Regions from separate parts of the Homo sapiens genome. Here region 2 is linked to region 1. The links are chromatin loops, found by intact Hi-C in ENCODE. Cell type or tissue: heart right ventricle. All regions are shown on one strand. Links, peaks and the distances in the headings refer to the core of each region. The heading gives the core; the rest is flanking DNA.

What was found. A loop is a pair of places that touch in the nucleus more often than their neighbours do. Peaks named below come from ENCODE experiments on the same cell type or tissue, not always from the same donor. Only the 100,000 strongest peaks of a DNase experiment are listed, where the experiment ranks them.
Region 2: a loop joins it to region 1, with 2.8 times the contacts of the local background. A loop is called at or near these places in 3 of 110 quality-filtered maps.

What each region holds. Positions count from the first base shown.
Region 1 is chr6:109,353,210-109,368,589 of GRCh38, forward strand. It overlaps CD164 (CD164 molecule), which reads right to left. Exons shown (of 6, transcript NM_006016.6): 6 at 13,305-15,380. It also overlaps the pseudogene CCDC162P. Among named protein-coding and RNA genes, the nearest start is that of CD164, 22 kb to the right of the region's middle. In heart right ventricle, for the core only: no CTCF peak of the experiment used is centred there; no DNase peak of the experiment used is centred there; H3K27ac peaks cover 343 bases.
Region 2 is chr6:109,300,004-109,315,383 of GRCh38, forward strand. It overlaps the pseudogene CCDC162P and the pseudogene RNY3P11. Among named protein-coding and RNA genes, the nearest start is that of CD164, 75 kb to the right of the region's middle. RefSeq lists a silencer at 4,237-4,427, an enhancer at 4,577-4,721 and cis regulatory regions at 4,657-4,680, 4,673. In heart right ventricle, for the core only: no CTCF peak of the experiment used is centred there; a DNase peak (open chromatin) is centred at 8,342; H3K27ac peaks cover 568 bases.

The DNA.
Region 1 (15,380 bases), core at 6,110-14,109:
TTATCTGAGTTCCCCAACAGAGCAGAAATAAGTTTCGGAAGTCATTTTAAAACACGTGAGAAATCTACCCTCCAAGAAAATTCCTGGGATGCAGATTAGCATGTATTTGAAGAACTCGTAAAATGTTTCAGTTTTTAGTTTATGTAAAACAACATATACTTCCTCTTCCACTGCCTCCTCTCTACTGCTTTAATAAGTATTTTACTCTTTGCTGCATTTTCTTTCAGAATCCCTTCTAGAGATTCACATATCTAATCAACACATTTAGGAATTCCTGGCTGGGCACGGTGGCTCACACCTGTAATCCCAGCACTTTGGGAGGCCGAGGCAGGCAGATCACCTGAGGCCAGAAGTTTGAGACCAGCCTGGCCAACATGGTGAAACACTGTCTCTATGAAAAATACAAAAATTAGCTGGGCATAGTGGCGGGCGCCTGTAATCCCAGCTACTCGGGAGGCTGAGGAAGGAGAATCGCTTGAACCTGGGAGGCAGAGGTTGCAGTGAGCTGAGATTGCGCCATTGCACTCCAGCCTGGGCAACAAGAGTGAGACTTCATCTCAAAAAAAAAAAAAAAAATTATTTCCCATTACCTGATGAAAAATTAAGAGGAAAATATTTAATCATTCCTTCAGAGAAAAGTATGCCATTCCAAGTCATTCGATGGTGTAATTCCGCAGCTGATGGTCTAGTTATAAGGATCAAAAGTTTCAAGATTTCTAAACATGCAGTTAAGAAGGGGGAAAGACAGGTTGGGAAGATACCCAAACACCATCTTGACCAAGTGAGGGCCACATTACTAATGTCCACCATTTGCTTGACTCACCAATCTCTGTGCAGTCATCTTTCTTGAAAATGTGAAATTGTATTATATGTCTATGTTTCCGCAAAAGCCCTTTTCAAAAAGAAGCAAAGTTCACTTTGTATGTGTGGGATCACAAGGGCTTTCAAGAATCACTTCATCTCCATTTCACCCTGAAAGCTGCAATACCATGGGGGTGTTGGTGATCGTGACTTGTTGAAAAGGCTGCTAAGCAGATAAGTGCATTAGTGAAGATTTATTATATTTGAGAGATTCAAAAGGGTGATAGGCTAAAGCTAATTGATGAACATTGCCCTACCAAATAAATAAACCCTACAGTGAAGTGTCTTGTGGGCCCATTGGCCCAGTGGCTATGTACAATACGGGAACCCCAAGCAAAAAACCTCAAGGCCAGGGAAGGTACACAGTTAGCTGGAACTTCAGATCTCAGGTCTGACTTCTTAAGCAAGGCCTATGAGACAAGTCAGATAAATACTCATTGAAGAGGAATTTATACATGGCTGAAATGTAAGAACACAGTTAATTTTCTAAAAATTAGCCCTGCACTAACACAAATGATAAAAAATTAAGGAATTTTTAGATTACTTGAAGTATGAGCTGTGTTTTCTTCCTTAACTGGAAATGGCTTTCCACTGATGGATTCATTCTTGACCAATTCCCTTTAGGACAATGGCAAAATACAGACAAGAAGGCATACTATATGGCCTAACCCAGACTGAATCAATGATCTTGGTCTCATTAATAACAGTGACTTTTTATGATGCTATAACAAGAATTATTCACCATGTTCTTAACACCAATATCTACTTATATTACAGGTACCTATTAAACACAAAAAAAGAACTGACGATGTTTTCCTACCCAATATGGCAGAAAATGTTCAACTGACAGCTTTTCAGGTTCAAACAGCTCCATCCAGATTCCCATTTAGAGCTGACTGGTGATGATATCTTCTTTTTCCAACCTTTATTTCTATGAGTATTTGAATGAATAAAAATGACTCCAAATGCCATTAAATCTCTTACTTAATTTTATGTATGAAATTCTCTTATCTGTACTTGGAAGACAGGGTTGAAGGACTAAGATGATTACATCTTGAACCAACCCCAGGTGAAGTAGGGGTTGGTCCCAGACTTTAAAACCTAAGCATTGATTTGCATTTCTACAAGCTAGCCTTTGCCTCTGGTCAGCCAGCAGCCTCTGAATACGAATTCTAGAGTTAGTGGGTAAGCAGGAAAGCTAAGATGGAGGCCCTTGCTTCTAAGCAGTGTTTACTAACAAGTGAAAAACCAAAGTATGTTAATAGAGATTAACACAAATGAACGTTAAAGCATTTGTTTCACTTCTTAGAAAACAAATTTGCCATCCTCTATTAACAATCTTTTCATTCTTCCTACAAATGCCAAATACTTCCTCAGACTTTAGTATAAAGTCCTAATCCAAGTCCTTTGTTCAGACAAGAAAATCTGTCTTGTGTAAAGCAATTAATAAACAGATGAATGGAACAGACAAACATATTTACATGCATAAATTTAAATACGATGTATGTGGCTTTTCAAACTAAAGAGAACATGGAGGCTATTTGGAATAAATTAAATCATCACCTTACCCCATACACTATAAATCCCAAATGGATTAAAGATCTAAATGCACATACGTACACATGCATACAGACACACATGCCACACATGCACAAACTGATTTTTTAAACAGAATATAAAAGCCAATAGGAAAATTGGTAACTTTGGTATCAGAACTAAAACTTCAGTATGATAAAATACTGTATCAGTTATCAACTTATATCTCAGCTCCAAATTCATTCTTTATTGTCTGTTCTGCAATAACAAATATGGACCCTATAAATATTTCCTCTTTGCCAACTGGCAAGAAGTTAAGCTCTCAGTAGAGGGTGCTGGAGGGACCCTGTAGGAGGTGGCAGGGTTTTTTTCCAGGTTACCTTGTGCTCCTCTAGGCAGGCTCTTGCAGTGTGCATGGCTTCTGCAGCACCAGGTTCTTGTAGTATATACAGTTTCTGTGGTGCCTGGCTCCAGTGATGCATGTAGCTCCATGGTAGAGTGCCACTTGCATGGCACCTCCTGTGACGGGTCCCCTCCAGCACCCCTTTGAATAGCTTTGCAGTCTCTGTGAATTTCTCAGCCATCCAATAAGCTTTGGCCAGATCCTCTCCAATGAGGTCTGGATCTCAGCCCTGAAGGGTAGTGGCTGGTCCCTACATCCGCTATCCTTGTATTCTTTAGAGTTCTCTTTATTGCTTACAAGCAGTATGCCAATCTTTTGTTATAGTTAATAATTCTTTATATCAAACTTTCCCTGTTTGAATTACTGTGTGCTTTCTGTCTCCTGAATGGCCCATGACTGATATAGAACTGGTACCAGGAGCAGGGTGTTCCCAGAGGATAGACCTGCTATGGTTTGAATGTCTGTCCTCTCCAAAACTCATGTTAAAATTTAATCCCCAATGTGGCAGTACTGAAAGGTGAGACCTTTAAGAGGTGATTGGGTCATGAGGACTCTGCCCTTATGAATGGATCGATCCATTCATGGATTAATGGATCGATCCATTCATGGATTAATGGATTTGTGGGTTGTTAAATTAATGGACTATCATGGGAGTGGGACTGGTGGCTTTATAAGAAAGGAAGACTTGGGTAGCATGCTCAGCTCCCTCACCATGTGATACCCTGTGCTGCCTCAGGTCTCTATGGAGGGTCCCCACCAGCAAGAAGGCTCTTACCAGATGTGCCTCCTCAACCTTAGACTTCCCAGCCTCCATAACTTTAAGAAATAAATTCCTTTTCTTCCCAAATTTCCCCATTTCAGGTATTATGTTATAAACAACAGAAAATGTACTGAAACAGAACACAGATGGAACTTGGGATTTGGTTGGTTGCAACCTTAGGCTTGAATACAGTGCTGAGCCAACAGGAAATTGGAATGTTAGTATTCTTTGCATGCAGTGGCATCACAATCACGTTATTACCTGTGGCCGATTGTGCTAAAGTACCTGCTGAAGCATGTGCCTTTAGGAGCCTAAATTGCTACTACATTGACTATAATGGTAGTCATGCTGACTACAGAAACTGTGGTGTGAGGTGGATTTTTTTGAATGCACTTCAGCACTTCTGGAAGAAAATGACAAGTCATGACCTTTAATTCTAGGCTTAATTCATCGTCTGAAACCAGAGAGCTTCCATGATACCCCTAAAAGTATCTCTTATTTCTCATAGTCACAGGGATAATATTGCTAAAAATCAAGCACAAGTTTTTATTAGGGGCATGCTAAATTACAGTGACAGTTGTATTTATAAGCTCATCAAGCTTCTCATTGCCATTGAGATGGGCCCTGTGATTTCAATGAAGAAAATGCAATTCCAAAGTGGAAGAGCGAAGTGGCAGGCTTTAACTGGCAAAAGACAAGGCGGGCACATCCATTATAAAGGGCAATAGGGATGTATCAGTAGTCAGAATCCCTTGGCCTGCAGAGATCTTTGGTAGTTAATGTGTCCCCAGGTATGAAATCATAGATTGCTTAATGTATATAACAGAAATTGCTTAATGTATATAAGATTGCTTACTGTATATAACAGAAAATTGCTTAATGTATGGAACAGAAAAATCTATAGGTCTAGTAGCCAAAACTTGAGTCACCACAGTGAAGAGTCACAGCCTCTGACCCAGGTTCCAGATTTAAGTCAATTCACAGACCAGAGGCCCTTGACCAAACGGGAGGATGGATCTCCTTGAGGAAGGACCCTTCACTGCTGCAGGTTCATGTTATAAATCTTCTTCCAAATCGTTCCCTAAGGGACCTGCAATCATTTTCTTAAATTACTGTTCTTCAGAGAAAAGAAAATATCCAGACATTTTGGTGGTTACTAGACCCAGGGCCTAAATTAATGCTAATTCTTGGGTACCCAAAACACCACTGTGGCTTACCAGTCAAAATGAAGGCTTACAGTGGTAAGGTGATATAGAAGGAGTCATAGCTCAGGTCTGAATTACAATGGACCAAATTGGTACATGGACCCACCCTGTGACTACGTCCCCAGTTTCTGAGTGAATAATTAATTAGAACAAATACAGTTAACAATATGAAGAATTTCCATATTGGTTTTTTGACATATGAGCTAAGAATCAATTATGGTAGGAAGGGATTACTGGAAGCCCCTGGAACTTGCCCTCCCTATCAAAAAAGCAAAACAGAAGCAATACCATAACCCTGGGGAAATGGCCCTGGGCATTAATGCCACCATCAAAGACTTGAAAGAAGCAAGAGTGATGACAACCATCCCTTCATCATTTAACTCACCACTCTGGCCTGTGCAGAAGACAGATCTTAGAAAATAACTAGGGAGTATCAGTTCCACATCTTAATGAGGTGGTGATTTCAACTGCAGCTGCTGTCACAGACTTAGTATCTTTACTGAAACAAATTAATATGCTCCTGGGACTTGACATGCAGTTATTTCCTTAAAGCCTTTTGCACCATGAGAGGCAGTTTGCTTTTACCTGGCAAAGCCACAGTATATCTTTACAGTCTTGCCTGAAAGCTTTGTCAGTTCTCCTTCTCTCTGCCACGATATAGTCCACAGAGACCTTGTTCATCATGATAATCCACACAATATCACATTGGTCCACTACACTGATGACATTATGCTGACTAGAAATAATGAGCAGGATGTGGCAAGTACTTAGGTGCTTAATAAAACATATAAAAACTAAAAGGTGAAAGAAAAATCCCATAATTCAGAAACTCAGTGAAGTTTCTAGGGGTTCAATGATTTGGAACAAATTAAAATATCCCCCTCCAAAATGAAAGATAAGTTGCTGCACTTCACACTGTGCACCATGATTAAAGAGACATGATGCTTGGTAGGTCATTTTGAATTTTGAAGGCAACATATACTTTATTTGAGTGTGCTATTTCAGCCCATCTAGAGTCACCTGTAAGATTATCATTTTTGAGTGGGTACTAGAGCAAGAAAAGGCTCTATTGCAAGTTTGAGTTATAGCACAAGCTGCTCTACCATGTGGGTCTTATGATCCAGCAGATCCAACGATACTGAAAGTATCACGGCCTATAGGGATATTGTGTGGAGGCTCTTTTAGCACCAGTAGAATCATAGGGAAGCAAACCTATGTCTTCTGAAGATTACTACTCTGCTTTTAAGAAAGTCTGTCTTACTACTGTGCCTTGGTAGAGACAATACCTAACCATGGGATGGCAGGGGATCATGTGGCCTGAGCTTCCCATCATAATGTGGATGTTGTTAGCTAGCCTAGTCATGAACTTGGACATGCAAAGCAGCAATCTATCATCAGACAGAAATGGTACACAATAGACTTAGCTTGCTTTAGCAGGTCTGAAAACAGAAGTAGCGTAGCTTGCTTGAACAGGTGGCTGAGACTCTTTCAACACCAACTCCGCTTTCATTGCCTTCTCTCCCTCAACCCATACCTATGGTATCCTGGGGGTTGTTCTCACAACCAATTGACCAAGAAAGAAAAAAAATCAAGTCTGGTTTACACATTGGTCTGCATATGTTGGTTTCATGCAAAAGTGGATAGCTAAAACACTATAGCCCCACCCAAGGGCCACCCTGAAGGACAGTGGTCAAAAAGAAAAAAAAAATCCTCCCAGGGAACAGAACTTCAAGGAGTACCTTTGGCCACTTGTCTGAACTGAGACATGGCCAGAAGTACAGACTTACACTAATTAATGGGTAGCTGCTAATGGCTTGGCTAGATAGGGACTTAGAAGAAACAGGTCTGGAAGGCTGGTGACAAGGAAGTCTGGGAATTATCTGTGGATGGACCTCTGGGAATGGGCGCAGACTGAAGATATCTGTGCCCTAGGTTAATGCCCACTGATATGGTTTGGCTCTGTGTCCCCACCCAAATATCATCTTGTAGCTCCCATAATTCTCACATGTTGTAGAAGGCACCCAGTGGGAGATGACTGAATCATGGGGGAGGGTCTTTCCCATGCTGTTCTTGTGATAGTAAGTCTCATGAGATCTGATGCTTTTAAAAACAGGAGTTTCTCTGCACAAGCTCTCTCTTTGCCTGCTGCCATCCATGTAAGACGTGACTTGCTCTTCCTTGCCTTCTGCCATGATTGTGAGGCCTCCCCAGCCATGTGGAACAACTGTAAGCCCATTAAATCTTTCTTTTATAAAGTGCCCAGTCTCAGGTATGTCTATCAGCAGGTTTGGACTAATACACCCACCAAAGGGCATCCATAGCAGAGGAGGCTCTTATTAATCAAGTTGACAAAACAATGTGCTGAGGTTATCAGTTACATTAATTATAATATCAGTGCACATTCCCCAGCTACTACACCACTTGCTCAATGGGTCCATAAATAATGCAGCCACAGTAGCAGGGACAGAGGCTGTGTGTGGGCTTAACATCAGGGGATTCCCCTTACCAAGGCTGACAGGCACTACTGCCAACTGCCCGATCTGTCAAGAGCCAAGACCAATACTGAGGCTGCAATATGGCACCAATTCCATGGGTAACAGCCATCTACCTGGTGGCAAACTGACTACATCAGATCTTTTCCATCATATAGGGGGCAGAGATTCATCTTCACTGGAATAGACATGTATTCTGGATATGGATTGCCTTCCCTGCTCATGCTTCTGCCAGTACTACTATCCAATCCACCTACTCACAAAATGCCTTGTCCACTACCATGACATTTCCCATAGCATTCCTTCTAAGCATGGAATCAGTTTCCCAGCAAATGAAATGCTGCAATGAGCTCATGCCTATGAAATTAACATACTCCAACACCCAGAAGTGGTTAATCTAATTGAAAGGTGGAATGGTTCACTGAATACCCACTTATGATGATAGCTGGCAGATACCACAGTGAAAGGATGGAGTTCCACATGACAGTACATGCTTTGAGCCAGAGTATACAGTTCTAGGAATCACAGGGTGGAAGTGGGAGTGGCTCCTTTCATGATTATACTTCTTACTTTAGCAAACTCAAGCTTGCTGGTTTGGCAGTCTTAGTTCCCAGGGGATCCTTCAATCAGAGACACAACAATTGTTCCACTGATGTAGGATCTAAGATGAGATTGCCATCTGGGTTTCTGATGCCACTGAACCAATAAGAAACAAAAGGTGTAACTATACTGGTAGGAATGATCAATCCTGATTACCAAAGTGAGTGTATTGCTAGTACACAATGGAGGCAAAAAGGACTATTTCTGGAACACAGGAGATTCTCTGGGTGCCTGAGTATTTCCACATCCAATAGTAAAGGCTCATGAAAAATTACAGCAACCAAAACAGGTAGCACAGGAGGACTCAAGATTCTTCAGTAATTTGAGTATTTGGGTCACTCCACCAGGTTAAGAACTCTGACCAGCTGAGGTTCTGGCCAAGGGCAAAATAAATCTCAAATAGGGAGTTAAAAGAGGTTGAAGCTTTGTAGAAATGACGGCTATAGTAGCTTTGAATGTTTCCCATTTTCCTCTTGTATGTATTTATTCGTATGTTCTAACCATTTTCATTTTCTCCTTCCATTTTAATTTAATATACACGTTTTTGGAGGTTAAATTGACAATAAGGTTTATTATTTATTTATTTATTTATATTTTGAGACAGAATCTTGTTCTATGGCCTAGACTGGAATGCAGTGGCACAATCTCAGCTCACTGCAACCTCCGCCTACCAGGTTCAAGTGATTCTCCTGACTCAGCCTCCCGAGTAGCTGAGATTACAGGTGTCTGCCACTATGCCCAGCTAATTTGTGTATTTTTAGTAGAGATGGGGTTTCACCATGTTGGCCGGGTTGGTCTCAAACTCCCGACCTTCAGTGATCTGCCCAAGACAGACTGGTCTGGATGTGGGGCTGCAGTGCTTTAGCTTTCCACTTTTGGATGAAACCAATGTATCATGCAGACCAATCTATCTCGACCTCCCAAAGTGTTGGGATTACAGGTGTGAGCCACTGCACTGGCCACAAATCAGTCTTTTGATAACAGAGCATTTGGTGGAAGTGACAGAACTTGAGTAATTCATATAGCCAACAATGGATACAATGACTGCTGGTACTGGGCTTCTCGTGTTGGGGAAAGGAGCAAACGTGACTTGTAATAAAGTATAGCTGTATCCTGTTAGGTGGAAATGTAGAGCTGTTCCACTGTTGTTCAGAAGCGTCAAAGTGTGTAGATGGGCAAATGTGGAAGCTGAGTAGCCAAAGGGGTGGACTGTGACTATTATCAACTTCTTGCCTCAGCTCCCAATCCACCTGTCATTGCCTGCTCTGTGATGACGACACTGGACCATATGACGATTTCTCCTTTTATACACAAGGCTGGGGAAAAGGTTTAGAGAAAACAGTACTTGGAGCTCACACAAAGCTAGGAATTGAGCCTGGTCCTTCCTACTAAGCCACACTAGAAAGCCTCCTCAGGGAAGTCTGGCCTCAGTATTGGGGAAGCAGCATGATGTTTTGTAAGGGAACTGGCAGGATGCTGGAAGGATTTCTTTTCCTGGCTCTGGTTTGCTCCACTAGGGAGACACCCTCAGTGCCCTGCTCCAGCAGCTCACAGCTTTACAGTGGAATGCCACTACTGTGGCAACCTCCTATGTATGGCTTACCCCTCACCACCTTGGATGACTTCCCAGAAGATTGCCACTGGTGTGACAAACATGGATGGCTTCCTTGGCACTCTCTCAGATGGATTTGCACCTACCATGAGCTTCCCCACCCGGAGGGCCAGGACTGTATGCTCGCTAATGAGTTCTGAAATTCAGCTTGAGGGAGTGGGTGGGTGGCTGCTTCCTACATCTGCTATCTCTGTATTCTTTAAAGTTCTTTTTTGGCTGGGTGAGGTGGCTCATGCCTGTAATCCCAGCACTTTGGGAGGCTGAGGCGGGTGGATCACTTGAGGTCAGAAGTTCGAGACCAGTCTGGCCAACATGATGAAACCCCATCTCTACTAAAAATACAAAAAAATTAGCTGGGCCTGGTGGCTCATGCCTATAATCCCAGCCACTCGGGAAGCTGAGGCATGAAAATTGCTTGAATCTGGGAGGTGGAGGTTGCAGTGAGCTGTGACTGTGCCACTGCACTCCAGCCTCCAGCCTGGGCAAGAGAGCAAGACTCCGTCTCAAAAAAATAAAATAAAATAAATAAAAAATAAAAAAGTTCTTTTTACTGCTTCATGAATTTCTTAAAATTCTGCAGATAATATGCCTCATCACTGCAAACCACTGTTATAGCTAATATCTCTTCATATCAAACTTTTCCTGTTTATATTGTGTGGCTTGTCTCCTGATCGTACACTGGTTGACACAAACCATTATCAGAGACACAAACTTGAATTTTTTTTTTTTTTTTTGAAAAGGAGTCTCACTCTGTTGCCCAGGCTAGAGTGCAGTGGCACGATCTTGGCTCACTGCAAGCTCCACCTCCTGGGTTCACGCCATTCTCCTGCCTCAGCCTCTCAAGCAGCTGGGACTATAGGTGCACGCCGCGACGCCTGGCTGATTTTTTCTATTTTTAGTAGAGACGGGATTTCACTGTGTTAGCCAGGACGGTCTCGACCTCCTGACCTTGTGATCCGCCTGCCTCGGCCTCCCAAAGTGCTGGGATTACAGGTGTGAGCCACCGCACCTGGCCAAGAAAATATTTTTAAAAATCTATTCACCACGGATTAGCAGCCGGCATATTTTCAGATTAAAACAAAACAAAAACCCCTACAAATTGATAAGAAGAAAAAGAAAAATAGACGATTCACCAAGGAAATCATTCCACTCACCAGAATATTGAAATTTAAAAACTGTTCACATATCAAGTGATCTGCTGCTGGTGAGAAGTGGAAAGCAATCTCTGTGAAAATCCTCAGTGAGGAAACCCTATGAAGCAGCTTTCCACGCCTCCACTTCTACTCTGGAGGAAGTCACACATAAACAAGGTGGCAGGTACAAAGATGGTCTGTAAAATTGTTGCTGTGAACTAAAAACTGCAAAAAGCTTGTCTTTCAATAGGTAAATACCTGTGTCAATTATGGTATCCATACTACATATACCAACACAGAAATTAAGAATTTGGTATAGCCCATTCAGGACATAGGCATGAACAAAGACTTCATGACTAAAACACCAAAAGCAATGGCAACAAAAGCCAAATAGACAAATGGGATCTAATTAAACTAAAGAGCTTCTGCACAGCAAAAGAAACTATCATCAGAGTGAACAGGCAACCTACAGAACAGGATAAAATTTTTGCAATCTACCCATCTGACAAAGGACTAATATCCAGAATCTACAAAGAACTTAAATAAATTTACAAGAAAAAAAAATCCCATCAAAAAGTGGGCAAAGGGTATGAACAGACAATTCTCAAAAGAAGACATTTATGCAGCCAACAGACATATGAAAAAATGCTCACCACTGGTCATCAGAGAAATGCAAATCAAAACCACAATGAGATACCATCTCACACCAGTTAGAATGGCAATCATTAAAAAGTCAGGAAACAACAGGTGCTGGAGAGGATGTGGAGAAATAGGAACACTTTCACACTGTTGGTGGGACTGTAAACTAGTTCAACCGTTGTGGAAGTCAGTGTGGCGATTCATCAAGGATCTAGAACTAGAAATACCATTTGACCCAGCCACCCTATCACTGGGTATATACCCAAAGGATTATAAATCATGCTACTATAAAGAACATGCACACGTATGTTTATTGTGGCACTATTCACAATAGCAAAGACTTGGAACCAACCCAAATGTCCATCAATAACAGACTGGATAAAGAAAATGTGGCACATATACACCATGGAATACTACGCAGCCATTAAAAAAGGATGAGTTCATGTCCTTTGCAGGGACACGAAGTTGGAAACCATCATTCTCAGCAAAACAGAAAACAAGAAAATAAAACCAAACACCCCATGTTCTCATAAGTTGAACAATGAGAACACATGGACACAGGGAGGGGAACATCACACACTGGGGTCTATTGGGGGCTGGGGGAGGGATAGCATTAGGAGAAACACCTAATGTAAATGACAAGTTGATGGGTGCAGCAAACCAACACAGCACACATATACCTATGTAACAAACCTGCATGTTGTACACATGTACCCTAGAACTTAAAAAATAAAAAAAAACAACTTGGTATAGCCACATACACTACCTTTGAAAGATCTCCAAAAAGTGAATGAACATTACAGGATTAAAAAAAAAACCTACATGACATTATTTTCCAAAGGTACATACAATTATGTGATTATAAATCCATTAATTGTAAACCAGTTACAGTGATTACCTCTGTATCACCACTCTGGTAAGCGGAGGAAGGCAAGAGGAGAAAAGGGCTGGGGATGGTCAAAGCAGACTGACACCACATCTATAATATTTAAATGCAATTTCTTTTCTAAGAAGTATATTTAAGAAAATCTATGTACTAATTGAAAATTTTAAAAATAATACATTATAAACACTATGTTGAACTTTTTCTTCCAGCTGGGATGAAATGAGGCTGGATTCTTGAATGACTAAAAAACACTGGACAAGGCCAGGCACAGTGGCTCATGCCTGTAATCCCAGCACTTTGGGAGGCCAAGACATGTGGATCACCTGAGGCCAGGAGTTCGAGACCAGCCTGGCCAACATGGCGAAACCCCATCTCTATTAAAAATTACAAAAATTAGCTGGCCATGGTGGCGGGTGCCTGTAATCCCAGCCACCCAGGAGGCTGAGGCAAGAGAATCGCTTGAACCTGGGAGGTGGAGGCTGCAGTGAGCTGAGATCGCGCCACTGCACTCCAGCCTGGGCGACAGAGTGAGACTCCATCTCAAAAAAAAAATTGTTTCTAATGTTTACCAGAGTCACTAAGCTTAGCATCAAGTTTTGTATTACTTAAACCAAATGTGACTATATTTAAGGCTAATACAAAACCCAAAATTCATGATTTCTAAAGTGAATTATTCAGTCCACCCTTACAGGTTTTAAGGCTTACAGAGGAGTAAATTCTTAGTTCAAGTCCACTGATATAAAATAGAACATAATTTTGCCCACAAAATAACAAGAACCACACTTCAAAGTCACAGCATGTGGCTTGATAGTAATTTATACCAAATAGTTCTTGGTTTTTACTTTATATGCAATATGAACTAAAAAGGCAGAAAGTCACAAACTAGCTTTCAGATTATAAAACCAAGATAGTATTCCTCTCAAAAATTATTGGAAAACTACAGCATAATTTCTATTGATTTGTGGAAGATCAACTTGCAAATCACTCCCACAAGTGTACCAAGTCCTCCCTCCACCTATTACTTCCAAGGCTCTGCTTTCTATTGATATGAACATGTGCCTTAGTTACTATCGGCTGGTCTAGAGGTGCAATAAAATGAGTAGAAAGCCCACCCCAAGCGGACTAAGATAAATCCACTAAGCATTAAATTTTATAAGCAAAACGCAGTAACACACTATTAATTCAATAAACATGTAGATTTATTTTAAGTCAGTTTGGTACATGATACAGATTGGTTTTGCAGTTTTTAATGAACTGAAATAGAAATGTCTAAATACAGCAGTATCTGCCTGTGCAACAAATATCTGTAAGGTAAAATAAGGTATTTGATAGAAGAACATCTGCAAGAACAAATCAGATGAAAAATCTGAAAAGGTTTCTATATACCTTCTGGATTTTAAAAAAACCCAAAAATTAATGGCTCAAGATACTACATTGCTAAAGTTAGGGGAAAAAAGTAAAAAGGCTGTGAGTTCTGTTGCAAGAGCTCATTTGTAGACTTGCAAAATCTAACTAATTTTATATTATGCTTGTTGTTAGAGCAGTGCTCAAAATTACAGAAGCTTCAAATTGTTATGTTTTCACAAAATTTGCTACATATGTTGACATGAATGTGTGTCAGGGAATTCATACCCAGGTAAATGACAATTACATCAGTATAGCTAATTTTTGCCACCTTGGGAGGAATGGAATTCTGCCTATTTTCGAATTAATCCTACAGCACTCACTAAAAACTAACAGCCATGGCACCATAATACATTTTGTGAGGTACCTAGAATATTACTAATGGAAACAAAAAATGTGAGGTAAACCGACCTTTCCCCAAGAAACTTTGAAGCCAGAGATTTTAAACAATTAAGGCACTTGAAAACATTAAGTATATGTACAAATGTGCAAGTAAAACAAACAGCTGTACCAACGAGTAACAAAGAAACAGTAAATCTTCATCTTAACAACCTTTAATAGTTATCTAAATGCAGAGTTTGTTTATGAAATGAAACAAAGCAGTTTGTCATTTCTTACTATAAAATATTGAAAATCAAGTGCGAAACTCAGCCACTATTGGCTAAAGAAACTAAATAAAAAACGTTAATGACCTAGAAAAGCAAAAGCCCATTTTAAACTACTTAAAGCCTCTGCACTAGTCCAATGAGTCAAAGGCAAGGGAGAAGTAAACCTCTAAAACTGAAGACGACCCTCTAAAGGAGAAAACTATAGAAGTTAAAGTATGCATGCTTATTATACTATGGGAAACCAAGAAGGAAGGGAGAGAAAAAGAAAAAGCACAGTCTATTCATCCAGGACAATCAGTAAAAATCTACAGTAACCTGATCAACCAAAAAATCCTTAGGTGTTGTGAAATTACATTGGTCACTTCTGTTATCTTAAAACTTAAAATGATTGTCTCATTTAAAATAAATGATTCTAAAATAATATGATTGTCTCATTTAAATAGTAAATGATTCTAAAATAATGTATATCCTTCTTGCCTCACCAAAGAAGTCACTACTCAAGACAGTCTGGTGGAAATCCTTTCAAGGTACAATAGTGCTAGCATACTTTTTTTTAAAGTACAAAGGAAAGTGTAATTAAATCAATTTAGCTCTATACTTTTCAACAGCCATAAGAAAAATGTTGGGAGGTTCAAGATACGAAGGCTTTCAATTCTGTATAACAGACTTTAGCTTAAGTTTCTCCGCTCTGAAATAAATTTTCAATAAAATATTAACAGTATGATATCTAAAACAGGTTTACTACTGCTCACATCAAGTTACATCCTCTGACCAATCCTTACCTTCCTTAATGTCAAAGAACAAATCATAGACATTAAGCTAGAGCTTACCTTTCACTGTCTTCTAAGGCACTGTTCTTTATATTCTCAATGACATAAGATGCTTTACAAGTATGAACAATAATCTGTTATACACACTAATGGTATCCTTTCATTTCTTTAAATCTGGAATGTAGTTCCTTGTGTGGCATCTTATTTCTAATGTAGAAAAAACAGCTGTTATCAAGCACAAAATTTTAATCTAAGGATACCATTTAGTACTACTAAATTAATAAATTTATTCCACTTTTGAAATGACAGCCAAAAATCCACCTAATTGATTCTCATTTGGCACGTTCTTCTCAATTCTGTTCACTAAATTAAAATTACTAAATTTAAACTGCCAAGAGCCATGATGTTGTCTGCACAAGACAACATTTTCCATCACTTTCAGAAAGTTATATTTGGCATGTTAAGGAAAAA
Region 2 (15,380 bases), core at 4,356-12,355, 55 kb before region 1:
CCAAGCAAATTTTTATCTTCCTGAGGAAGGAAGGAGACATAAATCAGACCTTTGATTCTACAGCATAAGGCTTTGCTGGTCTTGCAAAACATATAATTAGTATACCCACAAACAAAACAAGGGAAGTCTGATTAGGTGACAAGTATGGGACAAAATGTTGGTTTACTGGTTTAGCTATAGTAGCCTATATTTCACACTGTCAGACTAAAATGTTGTCCATCTTCTAGGGTCTGAGCTTCAAGAGCTGCAGAACATGATTGACAGCCTCCAGAGCCCCCAAGACCCTATCCGGGTGGCCCAGGCACTCCTCCTCCGGAGGGAGGTTATATTTTTGCAGTTTGACGCTGCAGTAAGGCATCTCATCCGGTAAGGGCTGGAGCACTAATCCTGTTCTAGTAAATTCTGCAGCGGAGGTGTTTGCTGAGTGACCATATAGGGAGGCCACTCTTGGCAAGGTTAGATAATGAGCTTAAAATAGTCATGGGCACAAGCAGATCCAGAACGCCATGGCTACCAAACATGACCTGCCGCAAAGCCTGTCTGTGAGAATATGTTCTTGTTGGCTAATAACACTCTTGATTTTAGCAAATGTAATTTCAGAACAGTTCATATAATGATTGCTGCTTTCAGTGTACAGGGGGTTCTACTGGGAATAACATTTTTGTACTTCTAAAGATGATTAGGTTTTTTTTTTTCAACATTTGTTTACCTTTCAAAGAGACAGAATTTTTACTGCCCCTCTCAAGCTAATGGAATTGGCTACCAGCGTTAAATTTATAAATAAATCCATCTACCTCTAGCCTTGTAGGTACTATTGTGTTAAGTACTCCACATACAAAAGGAATGTTTCAATTGGTTAATTAATCATGATGCTGATGGGAAAATTAGCTTGGATTAAGTTTCATAATGTTTCCAGTATAAATAAGTTTTGTATGAGAGGGAAGGAGGGTTAGCCCTAAAGGTCTCTGCTTATTTTTTAATTGTCAAAATTAACTTTTTTGGGTTAGCTCCCGGTGTGAGTATTTAGCCACTGAGAGGGCCTCAGAGGGCTGTCTGTGCTCTTACCTGTAGGTTGCAGCTGCTTTCCACTGCACTTGTGGGCATCCATGGAGAATGACAAGGTGGGGGTTGCACTGAACTGTCTTGTTCTTTTTCTACTCTCAATCTTCTTTACTCTGACATCAGAGGACTCTTGGATTTAGAATGTAAATTCAGCAGGACAAAAATCAGGCTAATTTGTTGTCTTTATATTGACAAATAGCTTCCTGAGCTGTAGCTTAGTCAAGCAGGTAAGATGTAAAGCCTCAGACAATTATCAGGATGGCCATTTGTTAGTCCTCTGGGCTCTGAAAGCCCAAGGTCAGAATTTGCAAGGATTTTACATACTGGTGAAGAAAAGTCCTTTTTGGATTTTAGCTATGAAGGATTCTGTTTGGTACTGCTCTCCCAGGGGAACCACTCTGCTTCCAGGAAATCCCCTGGAATTGCTTTGCCAGGGCTTTCTTTGTCCTCACACTCGGTCTACAGAAATGGAGGGCATTGTGTCCTATTTCTGGTTTTATGTACTTTTCTGTGACCCTCTGGAGAGAATCACCCAGATGGTTCACCCCACTGTGTCCTCCACTGGTTACATTTCCCCAGCCTTTTTTCTTCAGAGCTGTTCAGATTGTGTGTGTTTGGAATTATACAGCTAGTAAGTGGCAGACTAGAATTAGAACCTAGGTGTGTTTGACTCCAAAACCCGAGATCTATGATGGAGACCAAGCAGCAGCATGGACAGAGAAGAGGATGCTGAAGAAAAGGCAAGAGGCAGGAGAAAAAGAGAAGCTAAAAGATAAATGTCATCCCTCTTGATTGTTTTACTTAGTGCTGAACCTGTAAACAAGGGAAGTCCTCAGAGAATGGAAAGAGATAGGAAGCTTGGGACAGTTCCCTGACCCTTCCTGGAGCTCACCAAGACTGAGCAAACCTGACTGTTTACCCCAGGAATTTTCTGCCCATGTAAGCTGAAGGCTTCTCCAGAATTTGCAAAGGAAAAACTGAACTCTTACCTGGAATAAGGGCGGCATGCTTCACAGATGAGGGTGGGGTATAGGGGGAGGAAGGATGTTGCTCAGGGGTGACAGGACAGTAGCCCTGTAAAGTCGCTGAAAATTTGGCTCCTGCTTCTCTGTGGCATAGATCATCTTGGGTACTGGCTATGTGCATGTTTCTAGGCACAAAACATTTCACTCTGCCCGTCTCAACCCCCCTCTACTAGCCAAAGGGCTGATGGAAATTGATAGCTGTCATCCGAAGGGTTGGATCACACTGACCAGGGCCCAGCATTCATCTCTGGACATGTCCACCAACCTGCAGGAGTTATTGATTAGCCAATTCAAGAAATGCCCGAGGATTGAGTTATCTTTAGTGCCAGGTGAATTAGTCATTTGCATTGAAGGTAAATGCTTGGGTGACAAAGCAGTTCTATCCAATCTCATCTATTTAAGTAAGGAGTTGGCAAACTACTGCTGGAGGTCTCTGCCGATTTTTGTATGGTCTGTGGGCTAAGGATGGCCTTCCCATCTTTAAATGGTTGAAAAAAATGTGTAAAAGAATAGTATTTTGTGACCCATGAAAATGCTATGGAGTTCATATTTTCATGTCCGTAAATGAAACATTGTTGGAACACAGTCATGCCCATTCACTTACGGATTGTCACCGCTTTCACACTACAACCACGGAGCTGAATAGTTGCCACAGAGTCCGTAGGGTCTGCAAAGATGAAAATATTTACCATCTGGTCCTTTAAGAAAAAGTTTAGGCTGGGCGCGGTGGCTCAAGCCTGTAATCCCAGCACTTTGGGAGGCCGAGGTGGGTGGATCACAAGGTCAGGAGATCAAGACCATCCTGGCTAACACAGTGAAACCCCGTCTCTACTAAAAATACAAAAAAAAAAAAAAAAAAATTAGCCGGGCATGGTGACGGGCACCTGTAGTCCCAGCTACTCGGGAGGCTGAGGCAGGAGAATGGTGTGAACCCGGGAGGCGGGTGAGCTGAGATCTCGCCACTGCACTCCAGCCTGGGCTAAAGAGCGAAACTCCATCTCAAAAAAAAAAAAGTTTAGTTTTTTATCCCCTGATTTAAAGAATACAATTCGTTTGCACTTTAGGGGTAGAAGGAAAGAAAGAAGTCCCTCAAAGTTACTCTATAGCACGGTATAAAATATATAGCATGAAACATGCCTTTAGTCTGAATGTATTGTTGATGTTCAGGGTGATTAGGGTAAAAAGGAGAAAGCTGAAGAGATATCCTGATAATATAATCCTTCCTGCAGCAAGCCTGCTTTAGGAGTACATCAAGGAATTTCTAAAGAAAACAACACGAGCCTCTCATTCCTTGAATGTTTGTTGCTTTTCTCTTCATTTTTGTTTTTGTTTTTGAGACAGAGTCTCACTCTGTCTCCCAGGCTAGAGTGCAGTGGCATGACCTCAGCTCACTGCCACCTCTGCCTCCCAGGTTTAAGTGACTCTCGTGCCTCAGCCTCCCGAGTTGCTGGGATTACAGTTGTGTGCAACCACACCCGGCTAATTTTTGTATTTTTCGTAGAGATGGGGTTTCACCATGTTGGCCAGGCTAGTCTCGAACTCCTGACCTCAAGTGATCCGAGTGCTGGGTATAGGTGTGAGCCACTGCACCCAGCCTTCTCTTCATTTTTGAATGTGTTTTTATTTTCATGCTCACTTACTCAGCTCTCTCTAAACATGCAGATATTTATGTGTGCTTTGACAGCTGGGTGTGGTGGCTCACTCCTTTCATCCCAGCACTTTGGGAGGCCTATGTGGGAGGATCCCTTGAGCCCAGGAGTTTGAGACTGTTGTGAGCTATGGTTGTGCTGCTGCACTCCAGCCTGGGCATCAGAGATCCTGTCTCTAAACACAAAAAGAAATAAAAATTAAAAATAAAGTGTGCTTTGGGTTGTCTGGGGATTCCTGGGAGACACAAAGGAGCCTGGGCCCTCACATGAGCAGTGCTGAACTCATGGCCACGGCCCTCGTTTTTGGTATCTGATAAGCAAAGAGCTTTTGCCTGTCCTCCTCCGGGCCACTTTCCAGGTTTCATTATGTTGTTACCTGGAGGAAAACTCTAGCATGTGCCCTGTGAGTTCCCTGAGGTTCAAAATAGCTTTTACTGATGGCAAGAAGATTAAACTTTCCAATGCCACATCACTGACTCACACTTGGAGTTTAAAAGTGATCCGTTTGCGATTTAAAATCAGTTAATTCAAGATTCTCCCTCTTCCCCTTTGTTTTAATCACCTCCTCTTCACTTGCTGGAGAGGGAAGGGTTCTGCCTTAGGGTCATGGGGATGGCTGAACACACAACACCTGACCCTGGACAGATGGGGTGAATGGTAATTTATTAGTCACAGACACAATCCAGAGGAAGAGGACACTGCCCCCCTACACAGGGCCACTTGGGAACAGAGTGAACAAGCAAGGGCTGTGGGAGGCAGGTTTTGTAATATCAGGAGAGTGTGATGTTCTGTGCTTCACACAGGAAGGGGTGATTGATTTGAATAATGCTGTGGTCTGGCAGGGAACTGAAACTACTACTCAGGGATAAGCAGGAATTGCACCTGGTTCCTTTGATAAGGAAGGTCGTTAAACCTGGAGACCTTATCTGTGGGAGCGGAGTGGGGAGTGGGGAACTTTGTGGCTAAGCTATTTGAGGCCTCCCGATTTTGCCAGAAGTCAAGGCAGCACAAATTTTGGACCTTAAGTTTAGGGCTCACATGACACTCTTCTTGTTCTTCCATCCTCTCAGAGGTGATCTAAGTTTGTGGCAGTGCTTTCAAATCTTCCTGGCAGTTGGGAAGACACAGCCACTTCCCTTATCTCTGCTGTGGGTGAGCTGGCCTCTTCTGGTTAGCCTGCTGTTCAGCACCCCTCTGGGTACCCACATGTGGAGGTCTTTCTCCCCACTTTGAGGGGCTGCCAGTCTTCCTGGGAGGCCACCTCACAGAGAATCCAAGCAAAAGGTACCTTCTGCTCTGGGATACCCTCCTCCAACTTATCCAGCATCTTTCCTTAGGCATCCACTAGAACTAAGCTCTAGAAATAGTCTTTCCTTGTTTAACTGTTATTTCCTTTTAGGCAAGAAAAATCATTCTAATCTATCATACATACTTCCTTCTCTCTGACTTATGGTATAAATTTCATGCTCCAGTCTTCAGGGTTTGTGGTTCTTGATATACAAAGCCATGTTTTGTTTAAAACCAAACAAGAACTTTTCTCCTCCAAACCCCAAGGAGGCTTAAAATTTAAAATTTAGTTTTTATAAAGAACTATTGTCTCAGCTGTTGGTCTTAAAATAATTCATTCAATAAACAATTGATAGCTTTTTTCTAGAGCTACAGCTTCACTATTCAGTTCAGTAGCCACATGTGGCTATTTAATTTACTTTAATTAAAATTATTATTAATTTAAATGAAAGAAAATTAAAAATTCAAGCTGGTCTGAGTGCAGTCGTGTTTACAACTAATTGATCACAACCAGTTACAGATTGCTTTATTCTTTCTCCACTCACACTGCTTCACTTGACTAGCCCTTAAAAAAAAGAAAAAGAAGAAAAAGAAAATTAAAAATTCATTCCCTCAGTCACAGTAGTCACATTTCAAGTGTACAACTGCCACACGTGGCCAGAGGCTACTCTACTGGACAGTGCAAATATAGGACATTTCCACCATTGCAGACTCTTCTGGCAGACATTGCTAGTCGAGAGTATGCCAACCCTCCCCGTGAGGGCTACGAACTGTGAAAGTCGAGGGCAAGGGGCATGGGGGTTGATGTGGCTGAAGAAGGAACCTGTTAATATATCAAAATGTTTTCTTGCTTCTCTAACTTTGAGGAAAGTTTTGAACTTTAGAAGTGTAAGTAACTGCTTTTAATGAAATGCCCCCCCATGTTTTGGTAGAAGAACATTTTTGGCAGCTGGAAATGTTCCTGCCTACCAGTCTGTCACAGACGGCATGTGCCATGGGCTACCAGCACTGAGCAACTCTCTCAGGAAGAGCATTTTTGCCTCACAGCTCAGCCTGCCCCAGCCACTGGATCCACGGAGCCTCCAGGTGTGTTTCAGATGTATTTTTATACTGTAAATGGTGTGCAGTGTGTAGGGAATCTAGTCAGTTTGTTTCCATTTAGTTTAGATTCTGCAGGGGCTTTCAAGACTTTAATGCCCTCTGTCTTCACTGGCTCTGCTTCACTTGCACAGTGGAAGAGTCTGGGCCCCAGGGCCGGCTGTGATTCCCAGTCAGGGTCTTTGTCTCCAAACACTCAACAGGCTGATCGTGGCAACAGCTTGTCTGTTCACAGTTGATAGCAAAACAAACAATCTTCTCCACTTAATAAATCGTCATGATAGCAATTGCAATACATAAATGACGTCAGTAGCTGGGTTTTCAATAGCCCTGGTTATAACACCTGTTATTGAAGGTAATCCTGGCAACTATTGTTGCTCCTAGGCAGGAACAATATTACCCACCTTCTACAACCAAAGAGTTCAAGATTCAGGAAGGCCAGAGATCAGACTATTCCAGAATCATGGCAGCACCAGGTTGCAAGCTGTATTAGTTACTTATTGCTGCACAATGATTTACCCTAAAGTTTGGCAGATTAAAACAATAGACATTCATTATCTAACATAGTTTCTGAGGATCAGGAATCTGGGAGCAGCTCAGGTGGGTAGTTCTGGCTCAGGGTCTCTCATGAGTCAAGATGTTGGCCAGGGCTGTAATCATCTCAAGGCTCAACTGGAGGACAACCTGCCTCCAAGCTCACTCCTATGGCTGCTGGTGGGCACCAGAAGATCCACTTCCAGGCTTATTCACATGGGCTTCTGCACAGAGCTTCTTTGCAACACAGCCGATGGCTTCCCCCAACACAAACAGTCCAAGAGAGAACCCAAGATGGAAGTCGCAGTGTTTTTATTACCAGATTTCAGACTCTCCATCACTTCTGTCATATTCTTTTCACTGGAAGTGAGTCACTAAGTCCAGAACACATTCAAGGGGAGGGGAAGTAAGCTCCACCTCTTTACAGGAGGAGTGTCAAAGAACTAGTGGATATCTCTTTCAAACTACCTCACAATCCCTGGTCTTTTGACTCCAAAATTTCCAGTTTAATATTCTGATTTTATAATGCTAAGCCAAGGGACACCAACATCAACCTCAAGCAAGTCCCACATTTCTACCTTCAGTGGCTGCAAGACAGTGACTTTTGGCCCAAGCCATGGCCCTCATTTAGACCCAGAAGACAGGGTCGGACCGTGACCATTGGATCTGCTCTTGCTTCCTTTGGGTGTTGCCTGGGATTAGGTGGATATAGGAGTCCCGGCTCCTTGCTGTCAGAATCAACTCCAACTCCAGGACTTGACTAAAACCAGAACCAGGTCTGGAAGTGTAGAATGGAGTCAGATAGGCAGGCCCACTGGTTCCAGGGCTGCAGATGGTGTCACAAAGGACAGAGGATGCCTTAGCTGTTGGTTAGTGATATGGAGGAGCCAGAGACTCACATGTAATAATTTGTGGTGCTGGTCTTGAGTTGTTACCGAGAATTGGAGCACAATAATGATGAAGGACAACTTTTTAAGGTTCCTGATATTGAGAGCATTTGAGTAAATTTATTTTTATTGATTTTAAATATGTCCCATTGGTGTTATACTGTTCTGGAACTTCTGAACACTGGTGCTGATTAGTTACACTGAAATCTTAAGTACTCTTCTGTGTTTCACCATCTGCTGAGAAAACAATTTAAAAAATAAATTATTGCTGTCTCTTCTATATCTCTAGGAACTATCAAGAAATACTTACACATAATAAATAAGTCATCCAAAATTGTTTTGCGGTACAGACACAGATATCCTATTCATATACAGATATCTATTAATTTTGAACACAAAGTACAACATTATCATCTTTATTATTTTGTTCTCTTAGGCATTTGAGCTGTTTCCTTGGAGAGCATTTCTGGAAGATGGAGGACCATTCCCAGTTATGAGTAACAGCCCAGATACCCTAGAATATAATATGCAGGTAGGATAGGTCTTCTCCATTGTTGCAGAGAGAACTGAGCGCAGACTGCAAAGATGGTTGCCATTGGGTTCACAGGTCAGATCCTCCTACTCTCACCCACGATGAATAATGTGTGAGATAAGCAGGGTGTTTGATTTTGAGGCTGTAAACCCAGGGTCACGAGGTGAGTCACATTTTCTTATGATAGAAGGGAAGCATGCTCTCAACTGGCATGGGCCTGGGTTGTAGACTCAGCTGCAGTTTTCGTAACAGTAGTGATCTGGGAGAATGGCCAGTCATCTCCAGTCATGGGCTGGGCCTCTTAGAGAAACTCCCAGGCTGGCAGCTCAGAGATGTGTGACTCCTGACCTGTCCATAAACAGTTGTGGGAAGGGAACTTTTTAAAGCAGGACTCGTAGGGAGAATTTCTTTTCATTGTTTTCTTTTTTGCTGTTAACTTCCTTTAAATAGTTTGATTCTTTTCATTATTAAATGTTTTCCCCTGATTATTTAAGTAAATATTGTTTTTATTTAAAAAATAGAAAGCTTAGAAAAGTATTAAGAACAACATGAAAATCAACCATAAATAACGCTTCAAAACAATATGGAGGTGGGGAGTGGGTGGGATGGGGTAGCACTGGCCACAGGTTAATGGTTGTTGGGGCTGGGTGATGGGAACTTTTCTGTTTGATTTCTATATATTCAAAATTATCCATAAGTAGAACAGGTTTTTTAAGTAAAATAGTAAAAGTGGTCTTAAAAAATTAACCATATGGCTGGGTGTGGTGGCTCATGCCTGTAATCTCAGCACTTTGGGAGGCCAAGGTGGGCAGATCTCTTGAGCTCAGGAGTTCAAGACCAGCCTGGGCAACAAGGTGAAAGCCTGTGTCTACTGAAAATGCAAAAATTAGCTGGGTGTGGTGGCACACGCCTGTAGTCCCAGCTACTCAGAAGGCTAAGGCATGAGAATCACCTGAACCCAGGAGACGGAGGTTGCAGTGAGCTGAGATCGTACCACTGCACTCCAGCCTGGTGACAGTGTAAGACTCTCTTAAAAAATAAAATAAAATAAAATAAAATAAAAAATCAACCATAGTTCCACAACTAAGAGACAATTACAGTTCACATTTTATTTCCCTGGTATTTTCCCTCTGCATATGTGTGTTTATATCTGTACTTTTAAGGGAAAATTGATATCACACTATACATTCACCATGTACAGATCTGCTGTAAGGGCTGGAAACTTGGCATTTTCATACAGAGCCAAAATTTGATGTGCTCAAAGAAAACTTTAAGTTAGAAATGTTACTCTGGTTTTTATGAATTTTCTAGCAGTTGAGGGAATGGGTTCTTGTAAATACAGTTACTCCTAGTTTTCTTCCTGAAAACCATATGTAAAATATATATATGGTCTTCAAATGGAAGGTTTTTTTGTTTTTTTTTAGCTGTGCCTCTGTGGGCTGAGTGACCGTGACCGCAAGGTGGCTCATGGAGAACTGGTGGGTGTGCAACTGCTACTGGAAGATGTTCTGAGTAGCTATCATGTGACCATGGAGGCCCCCCAAAGACAGCAAGCCACACTGGGCAAAAATACACAGGTATTCTGGGGGTATCGTTTCCATATTGATAGTACTATATTGAACTGAAGGACCTCTCTGTTGGGGAGATGGTCCGGGGAGTCATGTTTTCCCACAGCCTCTCTCAGTAGGTCCCAGGACTGTGCCAACACCACCTGGGAGCAACAGTGGAGCAGGGGTAGCCACTGCAAAGCATTTTCTAAGTTCCATGATTATGGTATATACATCTATTTTAATTTTAAAAATACGCCAAAAGTTGTGGGAGGTCTATTGAAACCAAATGAAACAAAAGCGCCAACTGGATGCTTTCTTTGTGAGTCATACATCTAGGACTGGAGTTGGAAGGGCCAGAGGGGTCTGATAGAAGCCCCAGGTGGACATCTCAGGCCTGGGCTCTTGTCCTCATCACTCAACTACTGGCCTATGGTCTCCTGGGCAGGCACTGCCTCCTCTGGGTTTATCATTCTGAAGCTCTAAGGTGCAAGGGCCACTAGCGCTCCTAGTGTCATGACTTTAAACAATTTTGCATATATCCAGGAACTAGGCAGAGACATGTTTGGATGCTAGACAAACTAGCTGGTGCCCGCACTTGAAGAGCTTTTCTGTCCGAGCCAAACTTTCTGAGCAATGCCTAAACCCATCATCTCCATTTTCTTACCTTCCTGCCACTCCTCGAAGCACTGCAGTCTGTCTTCCCAATCTTGCTACTGAAACCTCTCTCATCAAGAGATGGTCTTTGTCACTAAATCCTCTGGGTACTTTCAGTCACCTTTCTACCTAACCCCTTGGCAGCATTTGACACAGAGTCCTTCTCAAAGCCTCTCTGCCCTTGGCTTCTACAGCATGAGTCTCTCCTAGCTTTCCTCCAACATTGCTGAGCCCCTCTTCTCAGACCCTTCTGTAGGGTCCTCTACCTCTGCCAACCCTAAAATTTTTTTATAATCTATCCCACCACTGCTACCAGGGCCACATTTTGACTTCCGCAGTCCCTAACACTTTTACCTTTGTGGGCTCTTCCCTCCTCCATGAAAAACCATTAAAAATTATATTTTAACATTGTGCTAGTACAAAGAAAAATATATTAATATCATATATTAAAGCATTTTATTTAGCCTAAAAGGTCTTTTTTTCTGATTAAAAAAAAATAAAGCATTTTGTGGGCCCGAGGCACTGTGCCTCCTCTGCCCAAGCTGTTAAGTCAGCCCTGAATACTATCAATACCACTGCTATTATTGCCTAGAAGTTGAGGTCTGTTCAGATTGCTTTTTATGTATTCATTTATTTAGTCCTCACAATAATTCCATGAGATAGGTTGTTTCATTGTTCTCATTTTATAGATAAGAATACTAAGGCTTAAAAAGGTTAAGTAACATGGCCAAAGTCACATGGTTAATGAGGAAAGAAGCTCAGATTCCAACCCAACGGTCTGGCCCTAGAGCTCCCTCATCCTCTTCTCTACTAGGTTGCTCCATTCCTCACCCTCTCCCTAGGAAAACCCATCCACTTTTATAACTTTGATGACATTCACATGCAATGATCCAAATCTGTATGTCTAGCCCAAATATCAATCCTATCAGACTCACATGTTCAATTGCCTGCTGGATATCTCCACTTATTCCATCTCAGAGACAGCGTTTCTCAAGCTAAGGTCATCTTACTCCCTAAATCTTGCCCTTCCCTGTCCGTTTACCACTACCTGCCCAGTTGGCCAAGCCAAAAACTCTGGGCACCATCTTTGACTTCTGTCCCACACCCCACAACCAGTCACCAAGTTTTACTATCAATTATTTTAATATCTTTCAAGTTTGTCTTCTTTCTCTGTTCCCCCACAGTACCCACTTCTATGAGTCCAAACCATCATCATCCCTGATCACTAACTAGGCTATGATCTTGACCTCCAATTGGATTCAATACACTTATTCTCACCTCCTTCCAATCCATTCACCAGGGTAATATTTTTAAATGCAAGCCTGATTATATCACTTCCTTTACTATAACTCTTCAATGGATTCCAGATGCCCTGAGAAGAGTCCAAATGCTTTCATCAGCCCCTCGTGACTTGACTCCTGCCAATATTTCTACCCTCAATGTCTTTCGATTTGTCAAATGCACCATGCTCTCTTCTGTACTTCTCCCAAACTGGTCACTCTAGTGGAAAACTTCCCTCTCCTTCCTCTTTCTGCTTCATCACCTGATTAACTCTTACTTATCCTTCAGATTTCCACTTCCAAACCACTCTCTTTAGGAAGCTTCTTCTGATCATCCACGCTTACCCTGTTGCTTCTCTGTGCCAGTTAGAGTGCTTCTGGTGCAAGTAACAGGTTGTTCCATTAGCTATAACCTAAATTAGGGAAGCATATTAATCCTCCATAATAAGACGTCTAGAAGGAGGCAGTTCAGGTTGGTGTAGCCCCTTGACAGTGACTTCAAGGACTCAGGCTCTGCCATTTAGGTGTATTGGGAAACATCTCCCTCATGTTTGTAAGATAAAAACAGGAGCAAAAAAGCTTTCTCCTTGGAGATCTAGCTTTTTATCAAGGAGGGGAATATTTTCTAGAAGCCCCCCCATTAGATTTTCCTTGTGTCTTTTTAGCTAAACTGAGTCACAAGTCCACTTGGGGCCAATTAGTAGAAAAAGAAGTGGTTTTATATGTGCCATCTACATTCCACAGCATAATTAGATCTTCACCCAGTGTGATCATTTGCAAAGCTGGGTATAGACCAAATTGTGCCAGGATCCAAACACATGCTGGGCCCTCAGGTCCTTCTGTTTGCCATATTTTGGCCCTGTCTATGATGGATTACCATCTTTTCCTGACATTCCCCACCATCCTCCACCTTGTTATTTATTTTGGCTCCTGTTCCTTCTCTTGTCTATTAAATTAAAGCACGTTGGTAGAAAAGACTTCTCATCATATGAACATATTAACAAACAAGTTTGCTTTAAAATTATTATTTATTTTAATTAATTTTATTTCGTGTGTTTTTATTTAGGAGTATTTAGCTATTCATAGACAATAGGAAGCAGTAGAATTTATACTGCCCTGAGAGTCAGGACTCCTGAGTTCCTGCCCCAGTTATGCTATAAGTTTTTTGATCTCACTAGGCCTCAGTCTCCAAAGCTCCAAAGTAAAGGTGATGAATTGGCTCAAGGCTTTTAAAATTGTGGTCCAAGGAGCCCTGGGGTTCCTCAGAGATACCCTGGGGCTTCTTGAGCTGGGGAGCGGGGGCGGCAATTACATGGCCTCCAGGCTGTCCCCTTCATGTCACCATGCTTGGCCTTGGTCTGTTGAATATTTGGGCCAGTGTGTAAGAATTCATTTGATGAAAGAGCTCTGAGGATAAAATAAAATCTGGAAATCCATGCACTAGCTGATTGTTGGGGAGGCAGGCTACAAGACTGAGGAGTTACCAGCAGTCTACAGGAACTCGCTCTCCCCTGGTTCTTGCTTATCAATTCTTCCTTGGACAATTTGACCAATACTCTTCCTGGCAGGCAGGCTTTTCCTTAGATATGTTAATACCACTGCTCTAGGATCCAATTATACCAGGTTGTTCTCCCTGTTTCTAGCCAGGAAACGTGAGTGTCTCGGGTACTGTCACCTAAATGCTCTCTAAGCCTCTTTTTATCATAACGTCATGGGATTTGCCAACCTGGTCTGCCAAGAAGAGCTCCTTTTTCTGTGACTGAGACACTATGTACAGGCAGTGGGCCTGGACGTGATCCTCATTTTGTTCCTCACTCTGGGTGACCCTGGCCCTCAGACCGCTGGCTGCAGGACAGCAGGACAAACAAGGACCTGAATACCTTGTTTCCTCCATGTCCTCCAGGGCTCATAGCAGCCCCTCCACAATTATTTACTTAAGGAAAGCACCAATGAATAAATGAAGAAATCATAATTTTAAAGTAATCTTTCTTATTGAATGATAAATTCTAATTAAGAGAAATGTTTCCTGCCTAACTTCTAAAAGAGGAGAAGAAACAGGAGGTAGGATAAATTAACTTTCTATTTCTTTACCCATAAGATGGGTAAAATCCTGAATGGAAAGTTACTTCTTGGCCCCACCGTGATGGGAACTTTAATCTCAGGTATATTGAAGAGCACTTTCCAGAATGCAGAGGGAAAACACAAAAGGCTCAGTTTTTCAAAGGCAGATAAAACGTTAGTATGCAAGTAAGCGAGTTTTCAAAATGAATGGTTCCAGACCCAAGCAAAAAGCTGCAGTTGAGACATTCCTATCCTTTCCATAAACTGTTCATGAAGGATGGTCAACCTCTCTCAACTCTATATGTGCTGTGGGCCTGTAAACCATTCCTCCTGGGGAAAAAGTTAATTCTCCAAAGACTTTGTTTTGCACAGGCTGCATGTGAAAGGTTAGCCTGTGTTGGTCCATGATCAATAAAGAAGGATTTCCATAATGCTTTCAGCCAGATTGGTCCAAAGTGCCAGGATTCAGAAGTCAGTTCCGAAGCAGCCCAAAGACCTCTGAGCTGCTGGAGGGCCTGTGCGATGCGGTGATGTCCTTTGCTTTGCTGAGATCATTTCTGATACTGTGGAAGCAGCTGGAAGTGCTAAAGGAGCACTGGGGCCGACTCAAGCTGCAAGGCCAGGATATCAACTCTGTCTCTCTCCACAAACGGTTTTCAGAGCTCTATGAGTGAGTGTTGCTGATGCTGAAATTCATGGCCATGACTAGAACCTGGGGGATGGCAGATTCCTGCCCTTAGTCTGAGGGCGAGATTTGGTCCATGAATCCTAATATGACCCGTTAGACCCACGGACTGAGTCTCTCAGAGCTTGTGGCATTGCAGCCAGAGATATACAGATGGCACATGCGGCACAAGTCTGAGGAATGGGAGGCATTCTAGCAGCTGCAGGCCCTGGCTCGAATGACGTAGCTGGCTGGGAAGGCGTGTTGCTTCTGCCACGTGTCTGTTAACAAACGAACATTTGCTAAGCACCCCCATACACCCTGGGCCTTACCAAGCTTAAGAACGTTTGCTTTAGGCCAGGCGTGGTGGCTCACAGCTGTAATCCCAGCACTTGGGGAGGCTGAGGCGGGTGGATTACCTGAGGTCAGAAGTTTGAGACCAGCCTGGCCAACACGGTGAAACCCTGTCTCTACTAAAAATACAAAAAATTGACCAGGTGTGATGGTGGGTACCTGTAATCCCAGCTACTCGGGAGGCTGAGGCAGAAGAATGGCTTGAACCCAGGAGGCGGAGGTTGCAGTGAGCTGAGATCGCACCATTGCACTCCAGCCTGGGCAACAAGTGTGAAACTCCCTCTCAAAAAACAAAAACAAACAACAACAACAACAATAACAACAACAAAAAGTTCACTTTGGTACAGCCAGATTGTTTATCTTGTGAAATTATTATAGTCAGTGTCCCTGATAACTAGGGAAGGTGAAGACTTGTCAATATTTTGAAGAATGAGGACTGAAATTATATGCACCCAATGGGAAAAAGCCTCACGATTTCATGTGGCTAAGGAATGATAACTGTGGTGAATTAAATGTTGATGTATCTGTGAATGGGTTAGGATACTGATGATAGGAAAGAGAAAATGAATGAAAATAATTATCAGAGAATTGAAATGAGAAAAAATATGTTTGCTAATTTCTGTCTTTCTTCTTTAATAGAACTGACGTTCTCTACCCCAGCATGAAAGCTATAGCCAGGCAGATGGGGAAAGAAGATGAATTTGAAGGATTTATAGTAAATAATCAGTCTGTTCTTCCCCCCA